Linked DNA regions of Homo sapiens: region 2 is linked to region 1. The links are chromatin loops, found by intact Hi-C in ENCODE. Cell type or tissue: heart left ventricle. All regions are shown on one strand. Links, peaks and the distances in the headings refer to the core of each region. The heading gives the core; the rest is flanking DNA.

Region 1 (14,108 bases), core at 9,920-13,919:
TACACTCGAACTCATTTCACCCTTAAAAGAATCCTGTGAAGACAACTCAGATTCAACACATACTTACACAGTGCTCACGAGGTTTCAGGTACTGTGAAATTATCTTTTTAGTACCTTCTCTGTGCTAAGTACTGGGCTGAGTGTGAAGACATCCGTGATAATTAAGAATAGACACAGATCCAGTTCTCCCCTGAGCTTACAGTCTACTGGAGCAGGGAGACAATTAAATAATCTCATCAATGAATACAATTATTAATGGACTAAGTGCTCAGAAGAAAGGAGTAGTTCTTTTTTTTTTTTTTTTTTTTGAGACGGAGTCTCGCTCTGTCACCCAGGCTGGAGTGCAGTAGTGGTGCGATCTCCTCTCACTGTAAGCTCCGCCCCCCGGGTTCATGCCATTCTCCTGCTCCAGCCTCCAGAGTAGTTGGGACTACAGGCACCCGCCACCACGCCCGGCTAATTTTTTTGTATTTTTAGTAGAGACAGGGTTTCACCGTGTTCGCCAGGATGGTCTCGATCTCCTGACCTCGTGATCCGCCCACCTCAGCCTGCCAAAGTGCTGGGATTACAGGTGTGAGCCACCGTGCCCGGCCAGAAAGGGTAGTTCTTTAAACAAGTATATTAAAAATGAGACCCAGCTGGGTGCGGTGGCTCACACCTGTAATCCCAGCACTTTGGAAGACTGAGGTGGGTGGATCATTTGAAGCCAGGAGTTCAAGACCAGCCTGGGCAACATACTGAAACCCTATCTCTACTAAAACTACAAAAAATAGCTGGGCGTGGTGGTGCGTGCCTGTAGTCCTAGCTACTCGGGAGGCTGAGGTGGGAGAATCACTTGTCCCTGGGAGGCAGAGGTTGCAGTGAGCCAAGATCAGGCCATTGCACTCCAGCCTGTACAACAGATCGGGACTCCGTCTAAAAAAAAAAAAAAAAAAGGGGAGACCCAACCTGGTCTGGAGCCCTGGGAAAGCTTCTAGACAAGGCAGTAGTAACCCTTGAGCTGAAACCTGAAAGATGATAAGGAGTTAATTTGGTGAAGGGAAGAGGAGGAGAAGCAGAGAGAGTGGCTACAGAAAAGCCTTTCCAAACAAGGAAATCATCATGCTTCTGAGGAACTGAGAGAAGGCCGGTCGGTGTAACTGGAAGGGAGGGAGAAAATAATTCAAGAGAGACAAGGTGATAGAATTGAGGTGAGAGAATTTGTTAACGGCTAGATCAAGCAGAGCCTCATGGGTTGCTTTAGAAATTTGATCTTTATTTAGAGGAGTGATGGGTCACATTTTTGTATGCAAACCACATTGGAGGGAGGCCAGAGATGATGTGGGGAGACCAGTTAGTAGGCAGTGGTCTAGATGAGAGATGATGAGACTTGGGCTAGGGTGACTTTTCCAGAATCCCATAGCTAGCCAGTGTCAGAGGTAAACAGAACCTGGGCTGTATTTTCTTGTCCAGTGCTTTTCTCATTACTTTGGAGGAAAGACAGTCTGGAATGGGGTGTCAGACCTGGGCAGGGTGAGCAGGGCATTCCTGCAGGCAAACAGCCTGTTATGGGGAGTTGGAACCCACACAAGTGAGGAGGGATCCATGCAGCAGAGGCAGCCTGGAATGGGGAGTCAGGGCCCATGGAGCGGGAAGAGGTATCTATAAGGTGGAAAGGACGGAGTTAGAGAGCGGGGATTGATTCATACAGGGGAACTCATTAATATGTAAATAAACCAATGAAAGTGAAAGCTGTCAGCAAAGGGAGTTGCAATTAAGGAATGGAAGTAAATCAGATTGAACCCTATGGTGCTGTATTAGATCTGGATCAAACAGTATAGACTAGTGGTCATAGAGATATTGATGTAGATATATAGATACAGGCCAGACACGGTGGCTCATACCTGTAATCCCAGCACTTTGGGAAGCTGAAGCAGGTGGATCACTTGAGGACAGGAGTTCAAGATCACAAACATGGTGAAACCCCGTCTCTACTACAAATACAAAAATGAGCCAGGCGTGGTGGCACACACCTGTTGTCCCAGCTACTCGGGAGGCTGAGGCAGGAGAATTGCTTGAACCAGGGAGGTGGAGGCTGCAGTGAGCTCAGATTGCGCCACTGCACTCTAGCCTGGGTGACAGAGTGAGACTCGGTCTCAAAAAAAAAAAAAAGATATATAGATATAGAAATAAATACAGATGTAATGTGTGTATACGTACACCCATTATTATATTTACACTTACTCCCTAACTCCACTGAGAAGGCCTGGGAGCAGTAATACCCCAAAAGCATGAGTACATCTAGTGCACAGCTTTTGGCTTCTGATTTTCACTTTCCACTGAAAGAGATCAGGGCTCTTTAGAGGTATGTTCCAGAAAGCAGTCAAGTGAGCAAAGAACAAATGGGGTTGTATCTGGGAGATGCAGAAGCCAGCTTGAGTGGGGTTTGTCACTGGTCAAATCAGGGACAGTTTGAGGATCAAATTAACGATAGTAATGGATTTAAGCCCATTGAATAAAGATAAAATACTGATACAAATAACTAAATGAATACATTGAAAATTCGATGAGGAATGGGATATTTATATAGTTTCAAAGGACGTATCCATGAAATGAAAATTAAAGTTATTAATTACAGAAGGGTGAAAGAGTAACATTACAGGGAGGAAGACTGGCAGACGCCATCCTAATAAAGTAATTAAAATGAACATCATCAGTAATGAAAAAAATGAAAACATGCCAGTTTATAGGATGGGATGAGAACACAGCATCACCTCTGTACTGTTTTTGCCAAAAATCCATAACGTGAGTCCCATCATTAGGAAATATCAGACAAACTCAAATTGAGAAATGTTTTATACAATTGGCCTGTAACCTGTAAAAGTGTCAAGATCATAAAAGTCAAGAAAAGGTTGAGAAACTATTCCAGAGTTTTGTTGCCAACACATGGCAACAAAATGAAAAGTGTGACCCTGAACTGTATCCTTTTGCTATAAAGATGTTATTGGGAAAATTCGAGAAACTTGAATGGGGTCTTCTTAGATGACAGGGTCCCCTTGTGTGGTTCCCACAAAGACATTCTCCTTCATAACCACAATACAATATATCTCATTTACTAAGGGGACACTGAAGTATTCTAAGGATAGGGAATCAGGTGAACAACTTACTCTCAGAGAACTCAGGGGATAAAAGTTCTTTATATTGTACTTAATTTTAACAGTTTTACTTTTAAAAAAGTTTTACTTTTAAAAAAGTATTTTTTTAATGGTGGCTATTAAAACATATGAAGCATTTTTTTAAATGGTGGCCACCATGTAGGGTATCTGCTAAGTCTGCTCTATACTCTCAGAATTGCCTCTCCCATCTATAGGGGTGGGTTCCTGTATTTCTGAACTATGTGGCTCTGATCCCAGGGAATAAAGGTGGATTCCACACTCAAGCCATGTCAACAAAATTCTGTCTTCTACGAATTTGTATTTGGAAATCAGAAGCTAATTAGTTTCTACTGCCTACTTCAAACCTAGAAAACACGTAAACTGAAAAACTCCATCTGACATTTTGGGGTAGCTGTCTTCTACAGTGAGCATAGGGTAGACAAATCTGGTCTGCAGAGAGGGAAAATAGCAAAGCAGATAGATACCCAGAGAGAAGTAGATACAGGAGACAAGGCCCAAGAGAGAACGAAAGGCACTCCAATTCTAGTCCCTCATGAAGCCTCAGCTCCTGTAGGATACTACAGCACCCGCACAAAGTTCCTCCTTTTTGTGCAGGCCAGCTTGAGTGGATTTCTGCCAGTTGTAGACAAAAGTCTGTGACATCTCCTTCCCTACCTTGTGCTAAACTTTACAGCAACCCTGCTCCTTCTACAATAGGTCTCTTGGTGCCACTGTCAAGGGTGACTCTTTGATCATTGGTGTGACCCAAACATAACACCACTTAAGGGATCCAAGGATCTCAAGTCGGTTTCACTCACCAAGGCTGGCCTCGGCCAACAGCAGGTAAGCAGGCACAAGCTCTACGGAGCTCAGGCCATACAGCTTCACACGGAAGCGAAGGGACTGCAAAGCTGCTGGTACAGCATCTTCGTGTTTCCCTTCAAAGAGGTATTTCTGGGCTATGGTGTAGCAGAATTCAATCAAATACTTCTGTGGAAGAGAGAAACAGACTATCTGAGACAGTCTAAAGTTAAAGGCAAAGGTGGATGTAGATGGCCCTGGGGATAAGGCCAACACCTAATGACCCAGTTAAAGGCACATAGTGAGCCTGCCTGTATTAGAGTGGACGTGAAGCCCCACATAAGTGATATAAGAAAGCAAACTCTGGACTATGAGTTCCTTAAGGCCCAGGAACATGTGTATTTTCATCTTAGTTCAGCGCTTGGCATAGATGAATGCTCAATATAGAGTTATCAGATGAATAAATGAGTATTGTTTTTACAGTTCTAATAAAACTTTACTTTAGCAAAGCTAGCATGTCTCAGGACAATCTGAAACTTTCTGCCTTCCTAGTTGAGTTAATTTTGAGAGAAACATCTCATTTTCCCTTCCAGAATTATCCTGTTTAGCTAATATCACAAAAAACTTTAACTCTGCATTGTTCTAAGGCCACTATCAAAGTGTCATAACACTAAAATGGATGGATCTTATGTTTAGAGATTTATGGCTTATAATAAGGGGCTAATTTTTTAGAGTGATTGAGATGCTCAATACTCAATAATACTCAACACTATACATAATAATAGTGGCAGGTTTTGGTAACCTCCTTTATTTATTCAGTAGTATATCCATACATCATTCTTAACCCTCCTATTATGTGGCCAGACTCTTGGCATCTGTGGATGTTATGGGCTGAACTGTGTCCCCTGCCAAAATTCATGTGTTGAAGCCCTATCCTGCAGTCTGTCACATGACTATAATTGGAGCTAGGGCCTGTAGAGTGGTGATTAAGTTAGAATGAGGCCATTAGGGTGGGCCCTAACCTAATCTGACTTGTGTCTTTATAAAAAGAGGAAATTGGACACACAAAGAGATACCAGGCATGCTTGCACACAAAGGACCATGTGAAGACACTGTAGGAAGGCAGCCATCTGAAAGCCAGGAAGAGAGGCCTCAGAAGAAACCAAACCTGCTGACCCCTTGATCTTGGACTTCCCAGCCTCCAGAGCTGTGAGGAAATAAATGTATGCTGTTTGAGCCACCCAGTTTGTGATATTTGATTGTGACAGTGCTAGCAGACTAATACAGTAAGTATTTAGTAAATGTGGAAAACAACAGACTGGATGGTGTTGAGGACTTAAAAAGATATAAAACAAAGTCTCTGCCCTCCGTGAGGTTACAATTTAGTGATCCCAACACAGTTCGAGCCTTGTCTTGGGCAGCTTCACCGCACCTACGACTTAACCTTGGAAAGTGCCGTAGGCCCTACCTGCCGCTGCTGCAGCTGCTGCAGGCCATGCTGCCGTTCTTCCTCTGAATTGTAGAAGGGCATGGAAGTGCGCAGTGGAATCAAGAGCTGACATATTTTCTCATGGATGCTGTCCCAGTCAGCCTTCTGATGTACCACCCCACTGACAACGGAAACATAGACTTTATGATCTTTATATTTGGCATGACTTAAGATTCCATTAACCCTCCTACTGGCCTATCCCTAGACACCAGAAAAGTAAGCCAAATACAAACCAGGCAGGGAGCTCAAAGCCATTTCTGAGACTCAAATCTCTTTCCTTTCATGTGGTTATTTGATGATGTATAAACTGTGTTGGGATTGGAGAGTATGTTGTTTCTGCAGGCACACATTCACATTCTGAAGTCACACAGGGATGCTGGCATGCAATTGCTCATAGTGTTCTCTTATAATCTCTTTTATTTCTGCAAGGTTGGTAGTAATGTCCTCACTTTCATTTCTGATTTTAGTAATCTGAATCTTCTTTTCTAGGCCAGTCAACCTAGCTAAAGGTTTGTCAATTTTGTTGGTCTTTTCAAGGAGCCAACTTTTGGTCTCATCAGTTCTCTCTGTAGTTTCTTTATTCTCTGTTTTATCTCTGCTATAATCTTTAATTTTCCTTTCTTCTGCTAGCTTGTGTCTATACCCAACACAGGGCTGTGCATAAAGGAGTTTATAAATATGTTTTAGTTTGCTCTTCTTTTTCTAGTTTCTTAAGATGAAATGCTAGGTTACTGATTTGAGATCTTCTTTTCAATGTAATGTATATTAGTATAAATTCATATGAGTACTAAATTCATACAGTAACCTCTGAGTACTGCTTTGCCAGCATCTAAGTTTTAGTATGTTGTTTTTGTTTTCATTTATCTCAAAGCATTTTCTAATTTCCTTTGTAATTTCTTCTGTGACTCATTGGTTAAGAGTGTGTTATTTCTACATATTTGTAAATTTACCAAATTTCCTTGTTATTGACTACTAATTTCATTCCATGTAGGTGGAGAACATACTCTGTATGAAATCAATCTCTATAAATTTATTGAGATTTATTTTATGGTCTAATATATGTTCTATCCTGAATAATGTTCTATACGCACTAGAGAAGAATAGGCATTCTCATGTTATTGAATGGTGTTCTACAGATACCTGTTAGGTCTAGTTGGTTTATAGCGTGATTCAAGTCTTATATTTCCTTGCTGATCTGTCTAATTGTTCTATGCATTACTGAAAGTGGGATATTTGATCTTCTATCTAGTTGTTCTATTCATTACTGAGAGTGGGATACTGGATCTTTCATCTAGTTGTTCTGTTCATCACTGAAGGTAGGATATTGAAGTCTTCAACCATTATTATTAAATTGTCTATTTTTCTCCCCAGTTCTGTCTGTTTTTGCTGCATGTATTTTGAGGCTCTGTTGTTAGATGCATAGTCATGGGTTTTTGCATTTCTATTGCTTATTACACATTTTCACTTAAATGTAAGTTAACTGTTTGATTCCATTTATACATATTTCAAAACAGGTAACAATAATCTAGAGGAGGGATCAGAAAAGCTTTTCTGTAAAGGGTCAGATAAATATTTTAGGCTTGAGAGCTATAGGATCTCTGTTGCAACTACTCAACTCTGCTGTTGTAGCACAAAAGCAGCCACAGACAATATATAGCCATGTTCAAGCACCTTCTTGGACAATATTGCCACCTTCTTGGACAATAGAAATGCAATTAAAGTATATTCTTTACAAGTTGTGACTGCTACCAAAGAAATGACAGAAACCATTTAAAATGTTTTTGGGGAGGTAGAGAATTATTATAAACAGATCAATAAAAGCACTTAGCCAGGATATAGCTGAGTTCCACAGGGAATTTATCAAGTGGGGCTTGTAAGCAATGGAAATGTTAACTTAGATGCCTGAACTTTTGTTCCACTGAGAGCCACTAACATATCTTGCCTTTCTAAATAAAGTGAGCTTTATTTATATATTTGCGGGCTCCCTGCTTATTGATCTGTCCCACCTGTAACACCTAACACAGGGTCAGGGATAAAGTAGGAATGGATAAATGCTTTCAATCAGGGCTCACAATTAAGTAGCTTGTGAGCCACATGTTTTGTTTGGCTATTATCATGTTTTTTTTTAAGCTGAATTTGAATATCTTTAGGTAGGGCATTCATTCTACAATTCACCACTGATCCTATAGCTTCCTATTATTGAATACCACTTCACTGTTTGTTTTCTTAGTGATCTGCAATATTTTTTGCAATAATTTTTCCTTTTGTTTGACATATGAAGCGCAAATTTAAATGCCGTCACTGGCCAGGAGAAGAAAACGAATGGTGAAGTGGTATTCAAGAACAGGAAGCAATAGTATTTGTAGTGAATTACAGAATGTACGCCCTGACTAAAGACATTTAAATTCATGCAAACCTATGGTACTGAAGTCTCTTTTACTTGTCACCAATGTTTTAGTATGTACTTCCATAAAATTACCTTTTCTTAAAAATGTTCTACTGTCCTGTAATCCCAGCACTTTGGGAGGCCGAGGAGGGCGGATCACAAGGTCAGGAATTCGAGACCAGCCTGACCAATATGGTGAAACACCGTCTCTACTAAAAATACAAAAAAATTAGCCAGGCGTGGTGGCGCATCCCTGTAATCCCAGCTACTTGGGAGGCTGAGGCAAGAGAATTGCTTGAACCCGGGAGACAGAGGTTGCAGTGAGCCAAGATGGTGCCACTGCGCTCCAGCCTGGGTGACAGAGCAAGACTCCGTCTCAAAAAAATAATAAAAAAATAAAAGTTCTACTGTGTCTCTAAAGTAAATAAAAATGTGCTATTCTCTGAGAATGGTCATAATCCACTATAGAGCAATATGCACAAGATTACACACAATATATAAAATAAATGTATTCAGAGAAAAGAAGGAAATTCACCAAAATTTCAGGTTATTAATCCCTGGGTTGTGGGACTATGGCTTATTTTTCTTCTTGATTTTTTATATTTTCAGGTTTTCTGCAGTGAGCATGAATTGCAATTATAATCAGGAAAAAAATTCTTTTGCAGAAAAAAACTTTCACAAATTCAGACTGACTTTCTTGTTCCTTAAACTTGGGATGATGAAAAGGAACATTTACTGTGTGCCAACATGGTTCCAGGAAGGGTACTAGATGCTTTACATTCGACCATCAAAACCTATAGAACAACAACCTCAGTTTTGTTTTATCAAAAAATCTTGAAATCTGCAAGACCCAAAGACATAGAAATCTGGAGAAAAGGAAGCAAAAAAACAAAAGGAGAAGGTCTTAAAGAGAATTAAAAGCAAGTAAAAGAAAAAAAATCGAAGATAAGGGCATAGAAGATGATAATTTATACATGCATTTATCAGATATTAGTGCCAACTATGTCTTTTTTTTCACATTTTTATTTTTTGGCCCAAGGGATAAAAGCACAAGTGCCAACTATTTCAAGACACTTTGCTAGAGACTATGGGGCATACAATGACAGGTCGGACATAGATCAAAAGTTAGCATACTTGACAGTCCCTCTGTACACATTTGACATAGTATCTAGCATTAATGGAGCATAACAGAATTGAAATAACACACTCACCAACAATTAAAATGAAGAGAAATATGAGTCATCTGAGAGATACAGAGTACTGTAAAGTTAGTTCAGAGGAAGAAGGAATTACTTCCGGCTGGAGGGATACAGAGGACAGGGGTGTTTTAAGGAAAAAGTCAGTGCTCACACCAAGCAAAAGGATTGAATCTTTCCCAAGCCTGAGTGGCAGGTTTTACCCACGGCGGTTTACTGGCCATCTCTCTGGGGGTGACCCAAAGGCCTCTTAAACTCTATGCCTACAACCAAATCTGATGCCCGTCATCTTTTCCCCGTGTTCCTTGCCCAAGTTAATGGGTTTATTATCCATTTAGTTTTATTCAACAGATGTTCATTGAGTGTCTGGTATGTGTGGCCACTGGGTCTAGTAAAAGACATAGACATCAGACAAGCAAACACAATAATATAAAAGTACAGAAAAAGCAAAGAAAAATGGTACTGTGAGAGAGAAAAGTATGACGGGGAGTTGAGACTGGGTTTAGACCTCTTTGAAGAAATGACATTTAAACTGAGAACTGAAGGATGAAAGGGAGCCAGGAAGGCTTGTAGTTGAAGGGGAGGTTCCTAGCAGAGAGAACAGACTGGGAAAAGAAACTGAGGGAAGAAAGGGCTTAGCAAATTAGAACTTCAGTTCTCTATAACTACAGCAAAGAAAAAATGGGGTGAGTGTGGTGGGAAGTGAAGGTAGAGAAATAACCAGGGCCTTGTATTTTCTGTTACAAATTCTTAATTATATTCTAAAGGCAAGGAAGCCACCAAAGAGGAGATAGCAATGAAAACACAGATACCATCCCTGCCCTTGTGGGGCATACAGCCTAATGAAAGAAATAAATAAATGATTTCAGTCCATGTCCTAAGTGTTAGGATAGGGGACATACTCAGTGCTTTGAGAGCACTGAGGAAGGACACCTAGGCCAGTATGAGAAGGTACTGCAACAGCTTCTTGATCTGTTATGCAGCCGTCAGTGTCTACCTTCCTCTGTATCTGCCACACTGCAGCCCATCCTCTTTCCTTAACACAAATGAGAGCATGTCAGCTCAAAACCATTCATGGTTTCCCAGGAGATAAATTCCAAACCCTTGATCTCATGTCACTGTCTAGCCCTAACCTTTATCTTCTTGGTTTAAACTTCTACTACCTATCACAATGATGTTCCAACTTTTTTTTTTTTTTTTGAGACACAGTTTCACTCTTGTTGCCCAAGCTGGAGTGCAATGGAGCGATCTCGGCTCACTGCAACCTCCGCCTCCCGGGTTCAAACGATTCTCCTGCTTCAGCCTCCCGAGTAGCTAGGATTACAGGTGCACGCCACCACATCCGGCTAATTTTGACTCAACCTATAGTAAGAAATACATTTTTCCTGTACACACACACATGTCCACATAAAACACTAAGACAAAAGTTTTAAGAAACAATTCAGGTAGGATTAACCTGATACTTTCTACTCATTCTGTGCTCTTTTTTGTTGTTGTTGTTTTCTCTAAATGGTGATTGTGACTTATTCATAAACTGCTAAAGGGCCCTGGCCTGCAGTTTGAAAATCACTGACTGCTCCCTCCACTACTACGTTCTCCACTCGGCCCTTAGCAAACTCTGTTCTTTTGCCATTTGCCCTAGCAGTCCCGGATGCCGGGAATGCCCTACCCTTCTTCACTACTCCTGTACACAGCAGGTTCTGACTGCCCTCTCAAAATGCAGCTCAAATGTTTCTTCCACAGGGAAAGCTTTCCACATACTGCCCCATTCACTATCGTCTCACTCTCGTTGCCCAAGCTGGAGTGCAGTGGCGCGATCTCCGCTCACTGCGAGCTCCGCCTCCCGGGTTCAAGCGATTCTTCTGCTTCAGCCTCCCGAGTAGCTGGGATTACAGGCGCCCAGCACCACTCCCGCCTAATTTTTGTATTTTTTAGTAGAGACAGGGTTTCACCATGTTGGCCAGGCTGGTCTCGAACTCCTGACCTCAGGCGATCCGCCCGCCTCGGCCTCCCGAAGTGCTGGGATTACAGGCGTGAGCCACCGCGCCCGGCCTGTTTCTTTACTGATTTGTCTCCCACATTGGAATGTTAGATCTTTGAAGGAACTGATCTACCGAGCTGCCCCAGTAACTTTAGCACCTAAAATAGTGCATAACACAGAGTACGCCTTCAGAAAACATGAGTGACGAATAAGTGGGAGATGAGACAGACGAGGCCACGGGAGTCTTAGGGGCCTGTCTTAAAGCCGTTTTGAGGTGTCCCTTGCAGAGTCAGGGGCAACGGCTAACGCAAGGTACCCAAGCCAGACCCGGGAAAGGGAGAGAGGGAGGGAGTTATAGCGCCCAGGTGCCACGTTTCAGGGCCTACCAGTAATAAGTGACTGTGCAGGCCGCGCACACCCGCTCGGCTGGGGCTTCGCACACCTCACAGCAGAGTCTGCGCCCCTTGGGGACTGCCAGTGGGTAGATCACATTCATGGTGCAGCCAGCAGTGCTGGTCTCTAAGACGGTTGCCCAGCAAGGATACGCTGAACCCCGGCGTCACGTGACGATCGCGGGGCTGCGTACTTGCCAGCATTTCAAGGGCAGAGGGCGGCGGGACGTGACTCGACTAACATCTGGGTGTATTGCTGAAGTTGGAAAAGGGGAAGAAAGAAAGAAAAAGCAGCACAAAACCCACAAGTCCCACGGGTCAAATGGCCGAGAAACGACTCCCAAGGAGTCCAAGTCCAGAAAGGCCCGTACAGTGGCCGGTAAGGGTCAAACATGGCCAGTTCTTCACCCAGGCTAGGAAACGAACGTGAGGGAACGTGACCCTACCAGATGCCCACCCAGCCGGGGATCCCCCTCGTTGCAGTGTCACTTTCGCTGGGCTCTGGGGCAGAACAACTACGCATTTCCAGACTTGGCGAGATCGGGACCTAGTGTCAAAAGAAGGGTAGTGAACCGCCCACTCAGTACGGCGCGGCGCGTACACCAGGTAGGCGAGAAGGGGCGTGGCGCGGCGGCCGCGAAACGTGCGCAGGCGCCGGCCGCTGCGCTGCAGATGGCGGAAATGGATCCGGTAGCCGAGTTCCCCCAGCCTCCCGGTGCTGCGCGCTGGGCTGAGGTTATGGCTCGCTTCGCGGCCAGGCTGGGCGCGCAGGGCCGGCGGGTGGTGTTGGTTACGTCAGGCGGCACCAAGGTCCCACTGGAAGCGCGGCCGGTGCGCTTCCTGGACAACTTCAGCAGCGGGCGGCGCGGTGCAACCTCGGCCGAGGCCTTCCTAGCCGCCGGCTACGGGGTCCTGTTCTTGTATCGCGCTCGCTCTGCCTTCCCCTATGCCCACCGCTTCCCACCCCAGACTTGGCTGTCCGCTCTGCGGCCTTCGGGCCCAGCCCTTTCGGGCTTGCTGAGCCTGGAGGCCGAGGAGAATGCACTTCCGGGTTTTGCTGAGGCTCTGAGGAGCTACCAGGAGGCTGCGGCTGCAGGCACCTTCCTGGCAGTAGAGTTCACCACTTTGGCGGACTATTTGCATCTGTTGCAGGCTGCGGCCCAGGCACTCAATCCGCTAGGTGCGTGCCCTAGGAGTACCCCTTTTGCCTGGAAGCACAGCCTTTCTTTCCAGCCACTTATCCCCTTACCTCCTGCTTACCCACGGATCTCAGCTGGGGAACCCGAGTTGAGAAGGAGCTGATCCTATATCGTACCTCGCCGATTTGTTAACACCTTGTGTTTCTCTTTGCAGGCCCTTCTGCGATGTTTTACCTGGCTGCGGCTGTGTCAGATTTCTATGTTCCTGTCTCTGAAATGCCTGAACACAAGATCCAGTCATCTGGGGGCCCACTGCAGGTGATGGGCGCTTCTCTTCCAGAGATCTAATCCCATATAACCAATCTTGGGTTAATTTCCTCTTGATCTGGAGATGGCCTTTCTGCATCTGTATTCGCTAGGCACAGGGGATACAGAGATGAATAAGACACCGCCCTCCCTCATGGACCTCACAATCTAGTGAGGGAGCTGGACACAGACATAATTACAATACAGAGTGATAAATGCTCTAGTGGAGGTATGTACAAAGTGCAGTCAGATCATGGGGCGAGTGAATCCTGGGGGAGTCGATGAAGCTTCTTGGAGGAGATGAATTGAACTGGGTTTTAAAAGATGAGCAGAACCGAGCGCGGTGGCTCACGCCTGTAATCCCAGCACTTTGGGAGGCCAAGGAGGGCAGATCGCCTGAGGTCAGGAGTTCGAGACCAGCCTGGCCAACATGGTGAAACCCCGTCTCTACTAAAAAAATACAAAAATTAGCCGGGCGTGGTGGCAGGCGCCTGTAATCCCAGCTACTCGGGAGGCTGAGGCAGAAGAATCGCTTGAAACCAGGAGGCGGAGGTTGCAGTGAGCTGAGATCTCGCCATTGCACTCCAGCCCGGGCGACGAGAGCGATACTCCGTCGCAAAAAAAAAAAAAAACACCAAAAATCAAAACAAAATGAGCAGAGGGTGTACGAAGTGGGAAAGGTCATTCCAGGTGGAGTATGGCAGTAGGAATTTGAAAGTGGGCAGTGGGCTGTGAACCGAAGTGCTTTGGTAAGGCTGGAGAGCTGACTGAAGAGATGGCTTGCTTTGTAGAAGACTTTATTTTCCTTTTTTAAGGAGCTTGGACTTTTTCTTGTGGAGCTAAGGGACACATAAGTAGGAGAATGAGATAAAGTTTTTGTTTGAGAACAACATTCTGGCATCAGTATGAAAGACGAAGTAGAGAAGGAGAAAGTGGAGTGGGTAGATTAGTTGGGGGCTATTGTAGGTTAAGGAAGAAATATGGATAAGGTAGGTGTGGTTGTGATTTTAGATTTTTGGAACCTTCAGGAGTTCTTAGTCATTTATTGGGTGATACAGGTAGGATTTTATTAGGAGAAACTCTTATCTGTGGGGCATTTGCCGACTTTGTAGAATAGTTTATTGAGGTCCTACACTGCTGTAGGACTTAGAGATGAAAGCAGTGAAAAGAAACATACCCTGCCTTTGTGTTGCTTCCTCTGCAGAGGAGACAATAAATAAGTCAAATACATAACTCGTTTAGTAGTGATAAATGCTAAGGAGAAAAATAAAGTATAAATAAACT
Region 2 (6,297 bases), core at 1-4,000, 300 kb after region 1:
GTTTCCCGTTCTGACCTATGAGCACAGCCGCTCTGAGGACTGCATTCCAGGGCCAGCCCTGGGCTCCACCCCGACTTCCCAAACTGGACCTGCCCACCCCTTGCCAGGAGTTCACATCTGCCTGGGCTCAGGAAGCCTCAAGTGCTTCATCAGACTGATCCAACCATGCAGTTTCTTCAAGGTCCTCACTTCTGTTTCTCTTGCAATCTCTTGGGAATCACTTCTTCTGGAGTCCATGAATCCTAAGTAGGTCAGGAAGAAATGAAAAAGGTAAGATGATCTACTTAATCTTCCAGGTGTCTCAATGCATAAAATAAGGCCCACAGGAGTAATCCAGCTTATCACCCTCTTCCTTTCAGGAGACAAAATGGGAGGTTTCCACATCTAAGTCCCTTCTAGCTGCCCAGTGTTCCCCTTTCATCTGTCTCTCATCCCTGCCTTGCACAGATCCCAGGCTAGGCTCAGCCTCCAGCAAGTTTTCTCTCAGAATCGCACAGTGTTCCCCTCCTCCCCATTCATCTCTCCTGCTCACTCTTTCCCCGCTCCCTTCCGGCTCCTGTACCCTAGCTCACCGGATCCACAAAGGGAATTCCAAAAACATCATAAGCGAAGAAAAGCAGTTCTTTTTCCAGTAGGCTTCGCTGTCGGTACTCCTTGGCACTCTGAGGGTAAAAAAGCAAACAAATCCCCCAGAACTCAGCCCTGTCTTTTAACCTCTGGGAGTTCCCCTCCCTGGCACCCCACACTGATGCTCCCATGTGACCTGAGGCCTCCTCTCCCTACCAATGCTCTCTGTCTGTTCCCCAGTTTGAGACAAAAGTCTAATTTCTGTGTCCTCTGCCTGGCACAAGCAACAGTACCTCTGAGGTACTGGAATAACCAGGCTTTCCTTAAGGGAAAAAGCCCTGCTCCTCCCCCATCCCAACCCCCATTAGTCTCTAGGACAGATAATCTGATGATTCTCAAAAGTGGAAATATTCTTCAAAGAAGGAGAATTCCTTCTTGACTTCTACAGGAGTCCACAAAGCAGGAAAAGGAATCAGGCATTAGGCAACTGACATGTTATTCATTTGATCTTTTATAGCCACATCTGAGGTTGATACTAGTATGCTCATTCTACAGAGGAAGCATCTGAGGCACAGAGGAGATGTACCACTGTCTAAGGTGACACTACAGGACATGGGAGAGCAGCGACCTACAGTCAAACCCAGGTCTTCTGTTATCTTTTTCTTTTTTTTCATAGCAGAATGTGCATTTGGACAGATAAAGCCGGGTCTTTACAGTCCTAAAGCCCATGTGCTTTCTGCTCTGCCACCTGCCTCCTCTCAGACCCTAACCAGACCACACCCCTCCCTGAGGATAAGCAGCTAAAGGGGAGGGCCTGGCACTCTGGGCTTCCCACATGGACTCCCAGGCAAGGCTTACCCAGGGCAGGGAAACTGAGTACTTTCCGGGGTCACATCTTTCCCTAGGTGCCCTGCTAATCTCCAAGCAGCAGGAGGAGGAAGGAAGAGAAAAAGGAGACATCAGTTGAAATAAAACATGAGGCAGTTCAAGGAGGAATTAAAGGAGTCAATGAATCCTATGTCATCTACTATATTTACCTAAGAGGAAGAGAGACGTTTTCTCTTCAGGAGTTTACATTACTGGCTTCTGTCACCAAATGCTATGTTATCTCATTTAACCCTCTCCAATGACCCTATAAGGCTGCTATGAAGCAAACCCCACTTCCATCTTTATTCATTCGATGCTGATTTACTGAGTGTCAGCCATGTGTCTGGAGCTGTGCCTGCACTGGGTCCAAGCAGGGAACAGATTCCGGTCACCACTGACTGGCCACAAGCCACTGCACAAGTTACTTCATCTCTCAGATGCTAACAGTCCTCATCCCTAAAGTGGGAAGAAGAGTGCCAACCTTGCAGGGTGGCTGTGATGATTAAATGAGATGATGGATACAGCCCACCCCGCACAGAGCTTCGCCTGGACAGCGGCTCAACAAATGTTAGTTGCCTTCTTTCCAAAAGGGGACTTCTAGTTAAAAATGCTAGATTGGCCACGTGGGTTTATTTCCCCTCACTCCCCTCAGACTCCCCTTAATGGCCATAAGGAAGGCAGGGAAAAGGTATTAACCAAACAAGACAAAAGAGACCGGAAGTGCCATCTTAAAGCCAGATGGTCACCATCTAGTGGCTAAAGAGGACAACTACAATGACAACCCACACAGGAGGGGCAGCAAGAGGCTGTTTCTACTGGAGGCTCTCAGACTCCAGAGCTCGGAAGAAGAGCCTGGGTGTCTCCTTTCAGCGCAGCAGTCTTTGTGTTATACAGATATTTCTCCTGGTTTTGGAGAGAGACAGGGAAAATGCTGAAAGATGGGAGAGAACAAACAATGGCAGGAAGAAGAAGAGATGGGAAAGAAAATGGAGACAGAAAACAGGTGAGCAGAAAAAAAACAACCAGTATTAAGTGAAAAATGATAGCTCTTGGCCAAATAATATCGAGTGTCCAAGTTAGGGGTGCCAAGAGGGGAAAGAATATGCTCACCGCGCAGTTCTGCGGGACTCAGAGAATAGACTTCTGGGCCCAGATAACGCTAATTGAGGCTCCTGTGTACTCCCCACACTCCCTCCCTGTGCTCCCTTCTCCTCTGAATAACAAGCCGAGTGACTGAACTCACATCTGGCCCCAACACTGACATCTGGCCCCTGCCCTGCACGCACAGCGCCTACTCCCCTCTGCTACCCCACTCTTCCGCCCTCAGGTCTGAGTTCAGCTGGCAGCTGTCATAACAGAAGGAAGTCTCTCACCTCACGGGGGCCGATGGATCTGGTGTGTTCTTCTCCAAGCATAGCTGCATAATAGGCCAAATTTTGGTTCATCACCTCGTCATTGGGGAAGAAGAGAAGATAGGTCTTGGCACATTCAACAGCCTGTGTATAATTCCCAACTGCAAAGTGGAAAGAAGAATGGCTGAGAGGAAAGAGTCAAAAGGAAAGGATAAAATCCTAGCACCAGGGACCACTTAGTGTTCAGTCTCCACAAAGCTTGAGGCAATGGCAGCATGACAAGCTGGTGCCTGCTACTTAACATGATGGCCTGATTTCAGGGGCAGGAGTTAAGTAATACACATAGAATGTGTGATTAATTTTAAGGTGAGGTGGTCAATGTCCTCAGGGCTGCCTAACAATGAAACAGAAAAGAATCAGAATTCTCTGCATGCCCACATCTTTTAAGATTCACAAATAATTCCAATACTCCTTAATATTTTGCCTCAATACACTCAATCATTAGATCAATTTCCCTGTCTTCCTACCTTCTTTTTTCTATAGATTTTCAGAAGACAAGGAAGATTACAATAGCAGATTGTCTCTTTGGCAAAATAGTTCTTGTTGATATTTGTTAGTCATCTCAACTCAACTGTAAATATTGTACACTCATCAATATGTTTGTAATGCTTAGCACACAGTAGGGACTCTGCAAAGAGTTGGTTTTCTGGGTATTAATTGGCAGCCCCACAAAAGCATCAGTGCTATACCAGGGAGAGGGCTAGCAAATGTCCTCTGAGCTAGTTTAAACTGTGGCATACCCTTATTTTGCTATTAACTTTAATTCAAAAGCAAAAATAGATTACAAGTTATAGAAGGGACAAGAGATGAGGTCCTAAGTCTCCCTCCCCCAGCTTTTTGGGTTGCTGGTATTGGCTTCCTAGGCCAGTTGTTTATAACAAACTACCCAGGGATCACTTGGCATGGTGCCTCCCATAGCTACTGAAATAAGCCAAACACCTTGAGGAAGTAAGTGGCTGTAATCCCTGCCCACCTTGCCTTTAGCTTCTTAGTTAGCCAGCAGAGAAAGAGGAAGGAAAGTAGGCCTTACTGTTATAGTAGGCAAACTGCAGATAATTATAATGCGATGGGAGGAAGTCTTCAAAGGGCTTCTCTCGACTTGGGTGGGAAGCAAGCTCCGTGACACAGTTCTGCTTACAGTTGAGGACCTGGATGTAATGATCTGAAAGGAATCAAACAGAAGGAATAACTATGAGGTCACTCTTTAGAACTCAAATTCTGGTTAAGATGAACAAATTCAAATGGAAGCAATTTTTCATCAGCTTCTCAGATTTAATAAATTGAGGAATGAGGGTGAAGAGTCCCCATTTATATTATCAGATGGTGACCTTAGAGTCCCAGGAGGCCTGGCTGAAGGTCTGGCTCTGAACTGCACGCACCTGTGATGGCCTGGAAGAGGTCAGCGTTGTACTCAAGGTAGTTGTAGCCATCGTAGTCATAGGGCCCTTCGCAGAGGGCACGGCACTCCTCATAGGCCACAAAGTATTCTTGCAGCGCCGCCTCTAGGTGGGGCACAGCTTCCTGTGGCTGTTCCTCTGAGTAGAGTCGCACTCCCAGTCGAAATTCTTGCTACTGGGAAGAAGGAGCACTCAAATGCAGGCCACAGAGGAGGAACCCTCTCTCCTTGCCCTCAGCCACCTTCACAGGGGTCCTAATTTCCTGTTCCTCAGGTTATGGATGGAAAGGGGTGACCTGGGTACCACTATAAAATGAAGGCCTTTTGTAAATGGTCTTTACAAAATATTTAGCTCTGGAAATTTAAAAACATTTAGCTCTTTTTTTCTTTTTTTGAGACAGAGTCTCACTCTGTTGCCCAGGCTGGACTGCAGTGGCACAATCTCAGCTCACTGCAACCTCCACCTCCTGGGTTCAAGTGATTCTCTTGCCTCAGCCTCCCTAGTAGCTGGGATTACATTGTGCCCAGCTAATTTTTGTATTTTAGTAAAGACGGGGTTTCACCATGTTGGCCAGGCTGGTCTCCAACTCCTAACCTCAAGCAATCCTCCCAACTCGGCCTCCTAAAGTGCTGGGATTACAGGTGTGAGCCACTGTGCCTGGCCAAAAAACATTTAACTCTTAATCTAGATGAAAGATATCTAGGAGTTCATTATGATTTTCTTGTACTTTTCTTCCCCCCCCATTAGTGACAGATTCTTGCACTTTTTTTTTTTTTTTTTTTTGAGTCGGAGTTTCACTCTTGTTGCCCAGGCTAGAGTGCAATAGTGCGATCTTGGCTCACTGCAACATCCGCCTCCAGGGTTCAAGCAATTCTCCTGCCTCAGCCTCCAGAGTAGCTGGGATTACAGGTATGCGCCACCACGCCTGGCTAATTTTGTGTTTTTAGTAGAGATGGGGTTTTGTCATGTTGGTCTGGCTGGTCTTGAACTGCTGACCTCAGGTGATCTGCCCGCCTCGGCCTCCCGAAGTGCTGGGATTACAGGCATGAGCCACCGTGCCTGGCCTAGGTTCTTGCACTTTTTTGTAGGGCTAACAGTTTTCAAATAAACACAACTTACTTTTTGTTTTGTTTTGTTTTGAGACAGAGTTTTTTTTTGAGACAGACAGCCCAGGCTGGAGGGCAGTGGCATGATCTCAGCTCACTGTAACCTCCACCTCCTGGGTTCAAGTGATTCTAGCGCCTCAGCCTCCTGAGAAGCTGGGATTACAGACATACACCACCACACCTGGTTAATTTTTGTATTTTTAGTAGAGACAGGATTTCACCATGTTGGCCAGGCTGGTCTTGAACTTCTGGCCTCAAGTGATCCACTCACCTCGGCCTCCCAAAATTCTGGGATTACAGGCATGAGCCACCACGCCCGGCCAACACAACTTACTTTTTTTTGTGTGTGTGATGGAGTCTCGCTCTGTCACCCAGGCTGGAGTGCAGTGGCACAATCTCGGCTCACTGCAACCTCCGCCTCCTGGGTTCAAGCGATTCTTCTGCCTCAGGCTCCTGAGTAGCTGGGAATACAGGCACACACCACCACGCTCAGCTAATTTTTGTATTTTTAGTAGAGACAGGGATTCACCATGTTAGGCAGGACGGTCTCAATCTCCTGACCTTGTGATCCGCCCGCCTTGGCCTTCCAAAGTGCTGGGATGACAGGTGTGACCCACTGCACCTGGCCACAACTTACTTTTAAAAGTCATTCTTTTTTTTTTTTTTTTTTTGACTGTTGCTCTGTCACCCAGGCTGGAGTGCAGTGGCACAATCTTGGCTCACTGCAACCTCCACCTTCCAGGTTCAAGCTATTCTCCTGCCTCCATGTCGAGTAGCTGGGATTACGGGTGCATGCCACCATGCCTGGCTAATTTTTGTATTTTTAGTAGAGATGGGGTTTCACCATATTGGCCAGGCTGGTCTCAAACTCCTGACCTTAAGTGATCCACCCACCTCGGCCTCCCAAAGTGCTGGGATTACAGGTGTTAGCCACTGCGCCTGGCCTAT

Evidence for each region. A loop is a pair of places that touch in the nucleus more often than their neighbours do. Peaks named below come from ENCODE experiments on the same cell type or tissue, not always from the same donor. Only the 100,000 strongest peaks of a DNase experiment are listed, where the experiment ranks them.
Region 2: it touches region 1 in a loop (2.7-fold over the local background); 16 of 110 quality-filtered maps call a loop at or near these places.

The regions. Positions count from the first base shown.
Region 1 is chr1:42,444,515-42,458,622 of GRCh38, forward strand. ZMYND12 (zinc finger MYND-type containing 12) reads right to left here and starts at 11,508. Exons shown (of 8, transcript NM_032257.5): 1 at 11,374-11,508; 2 at 5,404-5,545; 3 at 3,953-4,124. The coding sequence starts at 11,483. PPCS (phosphopantothenoylcysteine synthetase) reads left to right here and starts at 12,029. Exons shown (of 3, transcript NM_024664.4): 1 at 12,029-12,559; 2 at 12,733-12,836. The coding sequence starts at 12,052. It also overlaps a transcript of CCDC30 not described here. RefSeq lists enhancers at 11,630-11,859, 12,100-12,169, 12,260-12,379. In heart left ventricle, for the core only: no CTCF peak of the experiment used is centred there; DNase peaks (open chromatin) are centred at 11,657, 12,007 and 12,417; H3K4me3 peaks cover 2,256 bases; H3K27ac peaks cover 1,632 bases.
Region 2 is chr1:42,754,976-42,761,272 of GRCh38, forward strand. It overlaps P3H1 (prolyl 3-hydroxylase 1), which reads right to left. Exons shown (of 15, transcript NM_022356.4): 3 at 4,226-4,415; 4 at 3,877-4,008; 5 at 2,808-2,947; 6 at 573-662; 7 at 190-242; 8 at 1-15. Among named protein-coding and RNA genes, the nearest start is that of P3H1, 8.9 kb to the right of the region's middle. In heart left ventricle, for the core only: a CTCF peak has its summit at 2,198 (motif pointing left); no DNase peak of the experiment used is centred there.